Linked DNA regions of Homo sapiens: region 2 is linked to region 1. Evidence: chromatin loops called from intact Hi-C (ENCODE). Cell type or tissue: B cell. All regions are shown on one strand.

What was found. A loop is a pair of places that touch in the nucleus more often than their neighbours do. Peaks named below come from ENCODE experiments on the same cell type or tissue, not always from the same donor. Only the 100,000 strongest peaks of a DNase experiment are listed, where the experiment ranks them.
Region 2: a loop joins it to region 1, with 9 times the contacts of the local background. A loop is called at or near these places in 3 of 110 quality-filtered maps.

Annotation. Positions count from the first base shown.
Region 1 is chr12:57,455,249-57,463,248 of GRCh38, reverse strand. It overlaps INHBE (inhibin subunit beta E), which reads right to left and starts at 7,942. Exons shown (of 2, transcript NM_031479.5): 1 at 7,415-7,942; 2 at 5,224-7,155. The coding sequence starts at 7,712. The coding sequence ends at 6,401. GLI1 (GLI family zinc finger 1) reads right to left here and starts at 3,464. Exons shown (of 12, transcript NM_005269.3): 1 at 3,048-3,464. LOC124902947 (a long non-coding RNA gene) reads left to right here and starts at 277. Exons shown (of 2, transcript XR_007063335.1): 1 at 277-506; 2 at 3,688-5,807. RefSeq lists a silencer at 1,467-1,516 and enhancers at 3,736-3,785, 3,796-3,875, 7,969-8,000. In B cell, CTCF peaks have their summits at 397 (motif pointing right), 3,995 (motif pointing left), 6,724, 6,924 (motif pointing right) and 1 weaker place; DNase peaks (open chromatin) are centred at 418, 3,538, 4,088, 6,938 and 6 weaker places; H3K4me3 peaks cover 4,681 bases; H3K27ac peaks cover 4,491 bases.
Region 2 is chr12:57,275,986-57,283,985 of GRCh38, reverse strand. R3HDM2 (R3H domain containing 2) reads left to right here. Exons shown (of 24, transcript NM_001394031.1): 13 at 1-162; 14 at 3,456-3,628. Among named protein-coding and RNA genes, the nearest start is that of STAC3, 29 kb to the right of the region's middle. RefSeq lists an enhancer at 3,007-4,206. In B cell, no CTCF peak of the experiment used is centred here; a DNase peak (open chromatin) is centred at 3,605; H3K27ac peaks cover 1,902 bases.

The DNA.
Region 1 (8,000 bases):
TAGACTCCGTCTCAAAACAAAAAAAGCATCACTCGCTGAGTGAGGGGAGGGGTAAGGGGAAATGATGTCCCAGAGAGGCAGAGGCAGTCTTGTAGTCTGTGTACTCTGGGGATCTTCTTGGGAACTGGGTGGGAGCTTTGCCTGGGTGGGAGCTTTGCCTGTGTGGTCTGTGTGTAGAAGGCATGTTTTGGACTAATTGTGCCTATATTAACTTCAAGTGATTTTAGTAACATGGACCCTCTAATTCTTCTTGCTGTAACCCTGGGCCGGCTTTGAGGGTGGGATGGGAGAACTCGTGTGATGGATCTGACTTCAAGCACTGGGCGGCTCTGCTAGAGCCCGTTCCCCCTTCCTTCTCGTGCCCCTCCCCAGGGACAGCCCGTGTACAATCTCTGCAGTGTCCAGCAGAGGGAGCCCTAGCCACAGTCCCGACACAGAGCCAGGTGGGGCCAGGAGGGAGCACAAGCCATCTGCCCTCTTAGACAGAAAACAGTGTGGAGGAGGAGGTAAGGTTCCTGAGGGGAGTCTTCTGGGTCTGTTGGGCACAAAGGTGAAAGCTGGTGTTATTCTGGGGTAGTTTAAATCAGGCCCACCTAATCTTTTTGGTCTCTGTTTTGGGGGAACAGGAAAGGAAGTATGAGGGGAGACTCTGAGAGAATGAAAAAAACAATGTGATCCTTATAAAAGCGTAGCGAGGAAGAAGGTGCTGCTGTCCGTTTTTCTTTTCAAACTCCAGTTTTGACTCCATCCCGGGTTTTCCAGTCTCCCGGGAATGAGGGTGGGGTGGGGCGGGATGGGGTGGAGAACCACCGGGAGCGGGCCGGGCCGGCCGGCGCGGTGGGTGATCCCGGGATGCTGGGATTTAGGGTGAGGGCGGGGTGAGATGGGGAGCGGAACCCGGACCCCGCGACCCAGCCCGGCCCGGCAGCCTGGGCTGTACCCTTTTCTAACTCCTCCTTTTCCAACCGAGGTGCGGATCCCGCATCCAAGACCTCCCAACTCGACCTTGGAACTAATGTTGGGGGGCGGGGGGCACAGCTGGTTGGCAGCTGGATGGGGGGACAATTCTCCCGCCTCCTTCCCTCTATGACTCACCCAGGGGAAGGAGGGAAGTTTGCAAATGATCCCCCAAACACTAGAGACTCCCCCAAACTTGCCTACTCAGTCATCTTTCTGCCCCACTGCCTAGCTGCCGAAGAGCCTCCAAGGAAATGGGGCTACACCCCTCCTCGCCCACGCGTTCCACAGCCCACCCATATCTCCCCTTCAGGCTAGTAAAAGGAAAATGTCGCCAACTTTTTTAGCTTCGGTAAAGTTTTTCTGGGGTGTGAGAGTTCGGGATGGGACAGGGAGCTCTAGGGTTCCCCTGCCGGAGCCCTAAACCATCTTCGGTGTCTCCCTGTTTTCCAGCGTCCCCCTCGCACCCCCGCTCCCCAACTCCCAGGAGTCGGCTCCGCCCCCCTACTCCCGGTCCCGCCTTCCCCGCCCCCGTGCCTCCTCGGCCCACCCAAGTCGCCGCCGCAGGCACTGGCTGCAGACGGCTCCGCTCCCCCCACCCGCCCCGGGAGCCCAGTAGAGCGAGCCATAGGGGTGGGGGCTGAGGGGCGGGCCACATTCTTCCCTCCTCCTCTCAGCACATCCGGAAAGCAGGCAGTGGCGCCCAGGGGGGCACTACTGGAGAGTGGGGGTCCCCGTTGGTGGGGTTAGAAAGGGAGAAGAATCCAGAAAGTATAGGGGAGAGAAAGCAGAGAAAGTGACTGGGTCAATAAAATTAGGTGTGTATGGGGAGGAGGAGGGGCCCGGACACCTTAGGTTGCTGGTTATAGCAGCCGGCTTCCCAAGGGTTAACCCCTCCAGACCCCCGGGAACCCCCTGGTGACGTCAAGGGCGGGGATGCCAGGGAGATAATGGTGGAGGGGGAGAGGTCTCTGGACCCCGCCCCCTAGGGAAAACCACACTTATTCCGACCCTTACATATCCCCCGGGAAACCGCCCGCCTTCTCCCTCTACTGGAACGTAAAGACCTATCCTAGAAGACCCCAGCTCTCCAGACCCCTAAAACCCTCAGTCCCCAGGCTCTACGGGGTCCCCTTTCCGTAATCCTGTCCCGAAAGCTAGCTGCCCAGTGCTGATTGTTTCGGGGTCATGGGACCTGAAAGAGGATTCAGAGCGGGGAGCAAGGGCAGGCAGGGTGGTCTGAGCCAGAGGAGGGGCCTCGATCCCCAGCTCCCGTTTGGGCGGGGTGCCAACGGGGATACACAGGCTGGCAGTGGCCAGTGGTCCCGCCCAGCCCCGGTAGGGGTCTCCCTGCGGCTGGCTCCCGCTGCCCCGGTGGTCCTGAGGTCAGAGGGTCAAGACAAGGTCTCCCCGGCTCCTCCTGAGCTCCTTGCCCACAGCCCTTGGGACTCAGGAGTCCAAATTGCATGGGGTCATTCTAGGGCCTTCACTAGACCTTGGACAGCCCCCCCCCGCCCCAGCCCCCTTCCAAGTCCAGAAGACACTCCTTTCCCCTAAAGCACAAGCATCCACTGGCACATCTGTCACAAGACAGGTCAAAGGTTCAAGCCTGGCTGGCCCCTAGTGGCTCTGTTGCCTCCCACACACCCGTCCCCACCCCACCTGGAGCTCCCTCCTTTGCAGTCCCCACCTTTCAGAAACACTGACATCTTCCTACCCCACGCGCAGACACACACCTGGGGTTACCTCTCTACAACGCAGACCTCCAGCTAGCCATCCCTCCAGCCTCTTAAACTTAACCGCATGAAAGTAAGATATTTCTAATATATGGGAGAGGCGGAGACAAAGACCCACGGTTCCCTGAGACAGAGATACACAGACTGACAGAAGAAAAAAAGGGAAGAAAAAGAAGATACAGAGAAAGACACAAGTGAAAAATCTGGAGTTTCTAATGTCTCACCCCAGGCTCTCCCACCCCTATTTTGCCTCTATGTCCCGGGTCTGGGATGAGTCCCTAAGAAGCTGAGCATCCCCTCAGGCCCCCTCCCCCACTGCTCCCAGGTGGTCCCCCGCCTGCCCCCCCTTCTCACCTCTGTCTGGGCGCTGGGCTCGGGATGCGCGGTCCAGGGCTGGAGTCTGGGCTGGGGGGTGTGCGGTGGGGAGGGGGGGCGGAGAGGGCCACGGCAGCGCAGCCTCGATGCCACCCCCACCCCCCCAACCTGGCCCCCAGCCCTCCCGCCGGCCCAGCCCGCCGGGCCGCAAGCCCGGACCACCCGCGAGAAGCGCAAACTTTTTTTTTCCCTTTTGCAAAAACTTTTTCTCTCTCCAGCCGCTGGCGCGCCGCCGCTCTTCCCGCTCGCCCCTCACCTCCCTTCTATTTCCCTCCCTCTTGCCGTTCTGGAGGATGAGGCGGGGTAGCTGGAAGCAAGAGAAGGGGTGCCGGGCTTATTGCACCCCCAGGACCCCCAGGATCCTCCCCCTCCCTTGAGGGACCCTATACTGCTTACGCCCCCCCCCCCGCCCCGGCTGAACACGCTGCTGTTGGTGAGTACTAAATCCCGGCTTGGATTTCTGGATCGGCTGGCCCCAAAGAGGCCCCGACAACCAGATTGAGGAAAATATTGCGGGGCAGGGGGAGAAGTTCAACCGAGAACGATAATAGTGGAGGTAGGGTAGTCGCCTTTGGTTGGTGCTAACTGAGCATTCTGCCATCCTGTGGTTTATCTGCAGGCCTCACCCTTTGGATGGAACTTGCAGCGGCCGGGACAGAGTTGCGGTTTGGGGCAAATCAAGTTGGGTTGGGGGCTCTGGAAGAAGGTGAGGAGTCTATGGAGCATAAAAGCAAGGAGCAGCGGCTGAGGCTCTGGGTGCAGGGTGTGGTTCACGAGGTCACCAAGGAGCCCTGGGACTGAAGCCCCTTTCCCTAGAACCCCGGCTCTACGTCTCGAAGTTCTGGAGGGTGCCGCCCCTCCGCACCACGTCACTGCAGGCTCTAGCTGCTCTTCCAGGCTTTCTGCTCCCTCTGCTGGCCGTTCTCACACATGACACCCGCTCGGAGTCGAAGCAGAAGAGCTGGGGAACTGAAGGAGGAGCCCAGTTGAAGGAGGAGCCCCTCACTAAAGCCCACTTAAAAGCCCAGGAGGTGGATATGTGAGCTCTGAGAAACGGAGAGGCAGAGGTTGCTATGCCCAGCGGTACTGCCTGACAGGGAAGTGCCCTGCCTCTTTAGATTTGCATTGCCATCGTGACCGGATATAAGGGAGGGGCAGCATTTCAGTCTCTGATTTTTATGAGAAAGAGGAGGAAGCATGACAAGGAAAAAGGGCACCCTCTCCCCTTTTTTTCAACCCCACAGGCAGACCTCCCACATCCTAGCTCTGCTTCCAAGAACCACCCCCTTGGGTGTGGAAGGTCAGTGGGTTAACTGTTCAGTCTGAGGGTCAAGGGGGAAAAGAAAAGGTGAAGGTAGGGGGAGATCTGGGACTTTGACCCAGGCTAGTTATCCCCAGAGGGTCAGAGACCCAGCTCAGTCAGACCAGACTAATGGGCACTGAAAAAAAGGCACCCCACACATGCTCCTGTCCCAGCCTCGAGCCCCTTCTTCCAGAGGAGCTATTTATGTATTTATGTATTTATTTATTTTTATTTGGGACGGGGCCTCACTATTTGCCCAGGCTGGAGTGCAGAGGCTATTCACAAGTGTGATCATAGCCTCGAACTCCTGGGTTTAAGCGGTCTTCCGGCCTTAGCCTCCTAAGTAGCTGGGACCACCGGTGCCCAGCAAGAAGAGCTCTCTTAGAACACCTTACTTTCTTCTCCCCACCCAGTTCTATAGACCAGTGAGTCTCAAACTTTTTGGTTTCCTCTATACTCTTAAAAGTCATTAGGTTAGGCACAGTGGCTCAGACCTGTAATCCCAGCACTTTGGGAGGCCAAGGCAGGCGGATCACCTCAAGTCAGGAGTCCGAGACCAGCCTGGCCAACATGGTGAAACCCCATCTCTACTAAAAATACAAAAAATAGCTGGGCATGGTGGCGCAGGCCTGTAGTCCCAGCTACTCAGGAGGCTGAGGCAGGAGAATCGCTTGAACCTGGGAGGTGGAGGTTGCAGTGAGCCGAGATTGTGCCACTGCACTCCAGCCTGGGCGACAGAGCGAGACTCCGTCTCAAAAAAAAAAAAATCATTGAGCTTTTGTTCATATGATTTACATCTATCAATTCACCACATTAGAAATTAAAACTGAAAAAGACTGTAACACAAGACCATACAAGCACACATTCCATTAACAATGATGTCAGAAAGATGATGTAATCACATGTCACACGGCCTCTGGAAAACTCCACAATACAATTTTAAGATAATGAGAATTCAAAAGGCAAATAACATGTTAGTATTATTATGAAAATAGCTTTGACTTTGTGGACACCCCTGAAAAGGGACCTCCCAGAAGCCTACAGAGTACACTTGAAGAACTGTTGCTCTGGACCATCACCCTAACCCTTCTTTATGACTCACATTTGTTGATTTTCTTTCTCCTTTTTATTAAGAAAGTATAAGCCAGGCGCGGTGGCTCACGCCTATAATCTCATCACTTCGGGAGGCCAAGTCGGGTGGATCAAGAGGTCAAGAGATTGAGACCATCCTGGCCAACATGTTGAAACCTCGTTTCTACTAAGAATACAAAAATTAGTGGGCGCCTGTAATCCCAGCTGCTCGGGAGGCTGAGGCAGAAGAATCACTTGAACCCAGGAGACGGAGGTTGCAGTGAGCCAAGATCGTGTCACTGCACTCCAGCCTGGTGACAGAGCGAGACTCGATCTCAAAAAAATAAAAAAGAAGAAAGAAAGTATAAATGCTTGTCTCCCAGTGGGTCCTGTCCCCTGGGAAAAACCAGGGAACTTCTTAGGCTTAGTGCCTCATTTTCCTGACTCCTGTTTCTGGGGGTCCCCTAAGCATCCTCCCTCAGCGCCTTGCCCATCTCCCTCTTGACCTTCCCTTAAGGTACCTCAACAGCCCTTACCCTGGGCCAGCCTGCTTACCCTGCTTCAAGCCTGCTGGACCATCTATCTGCTTCCTCCTCCCCTCACTTGAGGACTTTCTCATCTTGGGAGAGGCTAAGTAATTTTTCTCTGCCTTCCCTCCCTCCCTCCCTAGTCCCTGACATCTTCTCACAGGACTTAGGGCAGGAAATCATGCTTTCTGGGTAGACCCCTTTAGAAGAAACGCTTTACCCATCTCCCAACACATCAGCCAACCTGGAATAAGCCAGAGTCTCAGACAAGAAAGTGCCCATTTGGGTCCCATAGGGGTCAAGTGAGTCATATTGCCAGGTGGTTGTTGGGTTGGGGTGTGGATCAGGAATCTGATGCCTCCAGTCACAGATGCCCTGTGCCTGGGAAACTTCATCTTGGTCTCTTCACTCCAAAGCCCCAGGTCCTCTTGCTAGCTGCAGCCACAGGCCTCCACCACCATATCTGGCACATCCGTCTTGACCACATTGCCATTATGATCCAGGTAGAGGAGAGAGAGGGGCCTTCGGGCAGTAGGGACACAACAGGAGGTACTGGCAGGCCAAGGATTGTTGGCTTTGAGGAGGCTGAAGACGGCAGAATGGAAAGAGGCAGCAATGCCTGGGCTGCCAGCCAGGTGGGGAGGGCACTGCCCACTGCAGTAATTCAGCTGGTACCCCTCGGGCTGCAGTATCCAGTCCCGCCATCCCAGTTCCTGGAAGTCTACGTAATGGTCTCGCCTGCAACATAAGGGGGTCGCAGGCTCACAGGTGGGGGTCCTCCTCCTGGCCCGGCCTGCTCCAGGCTCATTGGCTCGGATCTTAAGCTCTAGGAAGGGCTGCTGGTGTCCTGCTGTGTCCAAGAGCCGCCTCGGTTGTCCAGTAACTGTGCTGTTGCCTTCTAGGGGTCTGCAGTCTAGTTGCAGTTTCAGGACACCAGACTTCTCACCCCTCAAGCCACTAGAGGGCAGAGTTAAGGTATGCCAGCCCAGGTTGGTGATGTGGTGCTCAGCCAGGAGAGTGCGGGACCCTTGGCGCCTCCTCCTTGGTCCCCATCGGAAGATCCTCAAGCAAAGAGTGCCAGGAAGGGTGGGGAGCACGTGCAGCCACAGGCGGGCATGGTACAGGTGGTGGGACCGAGGAGTGGACAGGTGAAAAGTGAGCAGGGAGCTGTAGGCTGAAGTGGAGTCTGCCCGAAAGACAGAAAAGGGAAAGAAAATGTGAGTAGAGATGAAGCTCTCCTCTGAGACTCCCCAAGCCCTGCCCACTGCTCTCCCTCGAACCTACCTCTAGAAAAGTAGAGACTGCTTTGTGTCCTCTGCAACCAGTCCCTGCCCCAGCTCCTCCTTCTCCTGCCACACCCCACTCCCTCTGCTGCTCCTGCCAGGCTCCCCTTCTGCCTCCCTTTCCCTGTCTGCTCTTTGCCTGTTGCTCTCTCCCTCACCCACCTGTGACAGTAGCAAAGCTGATGACCTCCTCCCCATTCCCTGGAGCCACACTCCCTGGCTGTAGTCTCCGGAGGGCTCTGGTCAGCGCTGCCTGGGGTGGAGGATGAGTTATTCTGGGACGACTGGTCAGGTGCAACCCATCCAGGATTTGCTGCTTGGCTAGCTCCAGCACCAGAGCTCGTTCTGCTTGGGGTGCCAGTTTGGAGCCCCCACAGGAGGGACACACAGACCCTGTCCCCTGTGCTCGCACCAGTGCCCACAGCAGCACCAGCCAGAGCTGGACATCAGGGAGCCGCATGCTCCTGGTGAATGGCCCTGGTTCAGGAGCCTCGGATGGCAGTTGCTCCGTCTGTTGAGTCTGATTGCTGGGGGCCAATGAGGGCACAGTGACAGCAGACACCACTGCCACACCTACCCTTGGCCAAGGGTACAGCCACCTGTCTTCTATTGTCTGGGACTCAGGAAGGCTGAAAGTAGATCATCTGATGGATAGCTGTGCTTGACCCTCACAGCTCATGTCTGGCTACTGACCTGGGGCCTCTTTAGAGCCAGCTGCCTGGGTCTTCCAAACCTAGTGGTCAGCCAG
Region 2 (8,000 bases), 180 kb after region 1:
TGGAGCCACGCCCTTGGAGCAGCACAGACTCTGATGGCTCTGTCCGGAGCATGCGACCCCCTGTCACCAAAGCTAGCAGCTTCAGTGGAATCTCTATCCTTACCCGAGGTGACAGCATCGGCAGCAGTAAAGGCGGCAGTGCGGGAAGGATCTCCAGGCCAGGTATTACAGCTTCTTTTCTTCCATGTCATACCCATCCCTTCTTGCTTGTCTCCTGTGAAACATCACTGATATTTACTTTTTTTTTTGAGACAGAGTCTCCTCTGTTGCCCAGGCTGGAATGCAGTGGTGTGATCTCAGCTCACTGCAACCTCTGTCTCCCGGGTTCAAGTGATTCTCCTGCCTCAGCCGCTTGAATAGCTGGGATTACAGGCATGCGCCACCACACCTGACTAATTTTTGTATTTTTAGTAGAGGTGAGGTCTCACCATGTTGGTCAGGCTGGTCTCAAACTCCTGACCTGAGGTGATCTGCCTGCCTCAGCCTCCTAAAGTGCTGGGATTACAGGCGTGAGTCACCACGCCCAGCCCATATTTACTTTCAATAAAACATTTGTCCCAGTATAGTTTCCTGGAAACCTAATACAGCCAGGGGAAGGGACATTTGAATTTTGGATCCATTGTCCTTGCTTGGATTTAGTCCTCCTCATTTTCTTTCAAACCTTCTGCCTGATTGGAAAAAAAAAAAGAATTGATTGTGATTAGATTATTTTCTCTGATTTTCATGTAAGGTGGAACATCCATATCAGCCCAGGTCTCAAGTTATATACTAAGATGAAAATGATAGCCACTTTCATTCTATGACTCTTGAGATTGTAGAGGCTTTGTAGAGCAGAGGGAATCCTTAGAGTTTAGTAGTTTGTAATTAATTGATACCAGCTAATAGGCTAGAATTTAGAGGGATGCTGCTATGGCTGCTTCTCTGGAGCTCAGTCACTGGAAAGGAGCAGACACTCCTATGTTCCACATGAAAGCTCTGTAACCACCCATCAGCTCTCCTGCTACAAAACCTTCTCTATCTATTTCTGCTGCTCTCTTAGCAGAAGGGCATTTAGACCTCTATTTCATCGTCCTCCTCCCTTTGAAGAGTTGCTTGAATCTCATCCCAGAAGTTCTGTAGTTATCCTCAGAAGACATCAGTAGTGCTGAAGATTTTGCCTCTGACCCCTAGGTCTCTGCTGCCCTTCTCTGTTACCTCCTTTCTAATCCCACTGCCTCAGCCTTTATCCACACTTTTATTTTCTTTTATGTAATTATGACACTGGCGCCCAAACTGATATCTCTACTCCATTCTCAGCTCTTTTTATGATTTTTTTTTTGCTTTTTCAAGAGTCGGGGTCTTGCTGTTATCCAGGCTGGATTGCAGTTGCACCATCACAGCTTACTGCAGCCTTGAACTCCTGGGCCCAGATGATCCTCCCACCTCAGACTCCCAAGTAGCTGGGATTACAGACATGAGCCATTGCATCTGGTTGCTTAGCCCTTTTTAGAGCCAGTTTGCCAATCTAAAACAGATCTAAACTCATCAGTAGTCTTTTAAAAATGTTCGTTTCTGCATCCTCACCTGAATAGTAAAATCCAAATTACTTAATATAGCATAACTTCCTGACTCCAGTTTGCCATTGCTGTCTAATTTCCAGATCTTTCCTTCTTTCCAACCATTTCTTTCTTTCCTTTTTTTTTTTTTGAGATGGAGTCTTGCTCTTGTTACGCAATGGCACGACCTCGGCTCACTGCAACCTCCGCCTCCCGGGTTCAAGCGATTCTCCTGCCTCAGCCTTTCGAGTAGCTGTGATCACAGGCACCCGCCACCACGGCCGGCTAATTTTTTGTATTTTTAGTAGAGATGGGGTTTCACCACGTTGGCCAGGCTGGTCTCAAACTCCTGATGTCAGGTGATCCACCCACCTAAGCCTCCCAAAGTGCTGGGATTACAGGCATGAGCCACCACACCCAACCAACCATTTCTTGAATATGGCATTAGCTTTGTTTCCTCTTGGTCTTATAAGCATCTGTCATTCTTCAACCCCAGCTTTCCTGCTGACCCCTCTTTAAATCCTTTCCTGACCCTCCCAGGAGTTTTTGCTTCCTCATCTTTGCTTTCATGCAACTTTGTCGATATCACTGATGTATTCCTTATCCTTATCAGATTATAATTGTCATGTGGATGTCTATCTCCCATCAGAAGTTCCTGTGCTGTTGGCTGGGCATGGTGGCTCACACCTGTAATTCTAGCACTCTGGGAGGCAGAGGCAGGCAGATCACTTGAGGCCAGGAGTTCGAAACCAGCCTGGCCAACAAGGCAAAACCCCATCTCTACCAAAGACATCAAAATTAGTTGGGCGTGGTGGTGGGTGCCTGTAATCCCAGCTACTTGGGAGGCTGAGGCAGAAGAATCGCTTGAACCTGGGAGGTGGAGGTTGCAGTGAGCCAAGATCGTGCCACTGCATTCCAGCCTGGGCGACAGAGTGAGACCCTGTCTCAAAAAAAGAAAAAAGTTCCTGTGCTGTTAAGGGCAAGGACTGTGTTTCACTCATCTTTATGTCTTTAGTTCATTATACAGTGCTTGGCACATAGTAAAGTATGTTGTGTTGAATGAGTTCATGCCTTGGAGAGCCTAGAAATGGGGAAATGAGTTGGATAAAGGTTATGTGTATGCTTGAAGTTTTCTCAGCAACATTTTTTTTTTTTTTTTTTTTGAGACCGAGTCTCGCTCTTGTCGCCCAGGCTGGAGTGTCATGGCGCGATCTCAGCTCACTGCAACCTCTGCCTCCTGGGTTCAAGCGATTCTCCTGTCTCAGCCTCCCAGGTAGCTGGGATTACAGGCGCCCACCCTCAAGCTCGGATAATTTTTATATTTTCAGTAGAGACGGAGTTTCACTATGTTGGTTGGCCAGGCTGGTCTCAAACTCCTGACCTCAGGTGATCCACCCGCCTCAGCCTCGCAAAGTGCTGGGATTACAGGCATGAGCCACTGCGCCCGGCCCTCAGCAACTTTTATAAGAGATGTTGCAAATTGAGAAGAAAGCAAAGAGAAGACAGATCTCTCTCTCTCTAGCAAAAGGACGGATCTCTTAAGAGACCAAAAATCTGTGCCTTCCCAGGAAGTAAGCATTTATATTTTCAGCTATCTAAGTTTGATGGACAGATTCCAGACACTTCAGGGGAGGTGCTTCAGCAGCCTCACATTTTGTTCAATTTCATAACCAAACTTGACAGTCAAGGTGGTTCCTGTCCCTAGGGAGCAGAAGCCTGCAAAGAGGAGGACTGGCATCAGCAAGGCAGCTGAAATGCATCTGTGCTCATCTGTGAATCTTCAAAAGACAGTGGGGGAGGGGACAAAAGGGAATAAAGAGGAAAGGCAAAGAAAAAGTAGAGCCCTCTGACTAAGCTTCCAGGGATAATGTGTTCGTGGCTTATGCTTACAACTTTTTGTGGGTTTCTTCTTTGCCTTAGGTATGGCACTAGGTGCCCCAGAAGTGTGCAACCAGGTCACCTCATCCCAGTCTGTCCGGGGGCTTCTCCCTTGTACTGCCCAGCAGCAACAGCAGCAGCAGCAGCAGCAACTTCCTGCTCTCCCACCCACGCCTCAGCAACAGCCACCCTTGAATAATCACATGATCTCACAGGTGAGTCACCACTCAGTGTCAGAGTCCTCTCCACTCTGATTCAAGCAAACTTTAGATGTACCGTCATGTCTCTTGTGCTGTGGGTGGCAGGAAGGATCAGTTTTTGGAGACATGCCACTCTCTCCCCCATTTCTCATTTGTTAGTTGTAGGGAAAGAAGAACCTTGAGCAAAGGTTTTGCCAAATAACTACTGAGTCAGCTTGGGGGTTTTTTGCTTTATATTTCTTCCTCTGCTTCCTGAACATTGTCAGTAGAATCTTTTATTTCATACCACATTTCTACTGTACCCCATCTCCCTCTATGTCCATGTGTAATTAACAAGGCATTTTTTTCCATTACATCTATATATTGGAACTTGAAAAGATTATAACTTCCACCATCATCTGACCAACTATGTGGACCCATAAACACCTATTTATGTGTTGGGGTTTGCGGAAAAAAGAAATAACACTCAAGACCCCTTCCATACATATGCCACGAAACACAAAGACTCCAAATGTGTCTTTGTTTTCCATGACTCAAAAGGGCTGTATCCTTCTCCTTCTGTTGCTGGACTGGTAAATGTTGGTACCAACTAGAGTTTAAGTGAAGTTTTGCATCTGTGGAGACCAGGAAGGTCATTAGCCTAAGAATCAGTCCTGTTCTAAACCAGAACTTCAGTATTCTGTTTTATTTCTTTCTTTTAATTTTTAAAAAATGTATTGTTATTATTATTATTTTGAGATAGGGTCTTGCTTATGTTGCCTAGGCTGGTCTCAAACTTGTGGGCTCAAGTGATCCTCCCTCCTTGGCCTCCTAAAGTGCTGAGATTACAGGCATGAGCCACCATGCCTGGCCATTGTCATTAAGGTGACTATGTTTAAAAGTCACCTTAAGGCCAGGCATGGTTGCTCAAGCCTGTAATCCCAGCACTTTGGGAGGCTGAGGCGGGTGAATCACCTGAGGTCAGGAGTTCAAGACCAGCCTGCCCAACATGGTGAAACCCGGTCCCTACTAAAAATACAAAAATTAGCCACGTATGGTGGCGGGTGCCTGTAATCCCAGCTACTAGGGAGGCTGAGGCAGGAGAATCGCTTGAACCCATGAGGCGGAGGTTGCGGCGAGCCGAGATCGCGCCACTGCTCTCTAGCCTGGGCGACAGAGTAAGACCCTGTCTCAAAAAAAAAAAAAAAAAAAAAAGTCACCTTAATACTCCGAGCAGAGCTGTGCTGAGATCTTCACTTACTCCCTTCTCACACGAATAGAGCTCTTTTTGAGGAGAGCCCCATACTTTATCCTGAAGTATTCTCTGGTAGCTGGAAAGCCCATGTGTCTGCAGTCTTTTCTGCTGTAGTTTACATTCTCATGTTACCTCCCAGGCTCCCTCATCCCTCTGCTTATTAGTCCAGCTTGGCCTTAGATATATTTCTTCCCTAGGTGTAAGAAGCAAGTCCCAAACACTAATACCCCATGAACTAGAAACTAGAGTGCAAAGACCCCAGAATGGCCCAGTATTGCCCTATCTCAAATATTGTGAAATGAAGCTGAAACAAAGAACAGTGAAGATCTAGGAAATCCTACTTTGTGTCTAAATGTAATTTGCATGCAAGTCATTGCAGTCCTCTATCTTAGTCTAAGTCAGTTCTTTCTATAGTCCTAACTTTCTTGTTCTACCACCATCTACCCCAGTAAGTCTCGTTCACTTCAGTTTACCTTGCTCCCTACTGAAGCATAGTGTCCTTGTATGTGTACTTTTCTCTGTCTGTGTCTTAATTCAAACCTGTAAGTGGGTAAACTATGCTTCTCCTTCTGTCATCTGCTACCGTGTTTTTTATGTGTATGACTTGCTTTTCCAAGGTCCTAATATTTTCTAGGTTTTTTTTTCCCTAAAATGTGTATTTTAATAGTCTTGCTCCCTTTTCTCCCTCTTAGTCTCCCATCTGCCTGCATCTTCCACCTATAATCTCATACCTAGAAACAGACGAGACGGCAAGAGTGGGAGAGGAATAAAGAGATAAAAGAACCATTTGGGACTGAAATTTATACAGAATGTCCAAGTGACTGGCCCTAAACCCCAATCTTCTACTCAGGTTCTGTCCCTGCTACTGGATTGTGAGGGTCAATTGGTCGATCGTTGGCATTGGCTTATCTCCTATGGGGAGTGTGGTGCCAGGTTAGGTGCTATAGCTCGGGGGTAAAGGAACACTACTTGGTGCAGCAATTCCTGTTCTCTTAGAAATTCATTCTTGAGATTAATTGTGATCACTAACTCCAAATGAAAGAATTTATCCAGGTTTTGATGCCCTGGAAGCATTTATGGAAGCTGCTAAAAATTATCCCACCATCTCACTGTATGTATCTCCTTTTTTCTCCCTCTCCACTTTTTCACCCTTCCTCTTTATTTTTTTATTCCTCTTCCTACTGCCATTTTCTTTCTTTCTTTTGCTTTCTTTTTCCCTGATTGGCCTTCAGCACTGGGGGCTCCCTAGACCAAAGTTGCTGAGCCTGAGAATAATTATTGTTCAGTTTCTAATGGTACATAACAGTGCTAGGATTAAAGAAGTGATCATGTGCACACACAAACACCACTGTGCTTACTCTAAAGCTTTTCCTGTAGAAGAAAAACTTTGAGACTGGGTGCGGTAGCTCACGCCTGTAATCCCAGCACTTTGGGAGGCCGAGGAGGGCAGATTACTTGAAGCCAGAAGTTTGAGACCAGCCTGGCCAACCTGGTGAAACAACGTCTCTACTAAAAATACAGAAATTAGCTGGGTGTGGTGGTGCACATCTGTAATCCCAGCTTCTTGGGAGTCATCAGCCTCCTAAGCATGAGAATTGCTTGAACCTGGGAGGTGGAGGTTGCAGTGAGCTGAGATTGCACCACTGCACTCCAGCCTGGGCAACACAGCAAGACTCTGTCTAAAAAAAAAAAAAAAATCTTTGAGGAAGGGTTGTTACCTTTAACTCTGTCACACAAGGCACTTGCCCCAGGTCTGGGAACAGTACTGACTAAACTATGATCTTTCCCTTCCTGGCAGGGCTCCTCTGTCCAAGCAGGCCTTCAAATTGTGTGTCGGTGAAGCTCGTGAAACCAGGGGTGAGGCTGAGGATTAAAGGGCCAGGATCTCCCTTTTGCCCAATTTACTTAAAATGAAGTAGACTTCTTGAAAAGGAGTTCTCGGGGCCCCCTTTTGTCATCAAGAGCCAGTGAACAAGCCCAGAATTTGCCAGTAGGTGGCAGCCACATCCCTCAGGGCAGTCTTTTTTTTTTTTTTTTTTGTTCATTATTTATTTTTCCATAAGTTATTGGAGTACAGGCAGTACTTGGTTACATGAGTGAGCTCTTTAGAGGTGATTTGTGAGATTGTGGTGCACCCATCTCCCGAGCAGTATACACTGCACCATATTTGTAGTCTTTTATCCCTTGCCCCCTTCCCACTCTTCCCCTCAAGTCTCCAAAGTCCATTTTATCATTCTTTTTTTTTTTCTTTTGAGATGGAGTCTCGCTCTGTCACCCAGGTTGGAGTGCAGTGATGCACTCTCGGCTCACTGCAACTTCCACCTCCTGGGTTCAAGCGGTTCTCCTGCCTCAGCCTCCTGAGTAGCTGGGATTACAGGCACGCACCACCACGCCCAGCTAATTTTTGTATTTTTAGTAGAAATGGGGGTTTCACCATGTAGGTCAGGCTGGTCTCAAACTCCTGACCTCATGATCCGCCCACCTTGGCCTCCCAAAGTGCTGGGATTACAGGCGTGAGCCGCTGTGCCCGGCCCATTTTATCATTCTTATGCCTTTGCGTCCTCATAGCTTAGCTCCCACATATCAGTGAGAACATGCGATGTTTGGTTTTCCATTCCTGAGTTACTTCACTTAGAATAATAGTCTCCAATCTCATCCAGGTCACTGCAAATGCTGTTAATTCATTCCTTTTTATGGCTGCATAGTATTCCATTGTGTGTATATACCACAGTTTCTTTACCCACTCATTGATTGATGGGCATTTGGGTTGGTTCCATGATTTTGCAATTGTGAATCGTGCTGCTATAAACATGCACATGCAAGTATCTTTTTTGTATAATGACTTTTTTTCCTCTGGGTAGATACCCAGTTGTGGGATTCCTGAATCAAATGGTAGTTCTACTTTTAGTTCTTTTTTTTTTTTTTTTTTTAGATGGAGTCTCACTCTGTCGCCCAGGCTGGAGTGCAGTGGCACGATCTTGACTCACTGCAAGCTCCGGGTTCATGCCATTCTCGTGCCTCAGCCTCCCGAGTAGCTAGGACTACAGGCAACCGCCACCACGCCCAGCTAATTTTTTGTATTTTTAGTAGAGACGGGGTTTCACCATGTTAGCCAGGATGGTCTCGATCTTCTGACCTCATGATCCGCCCGCC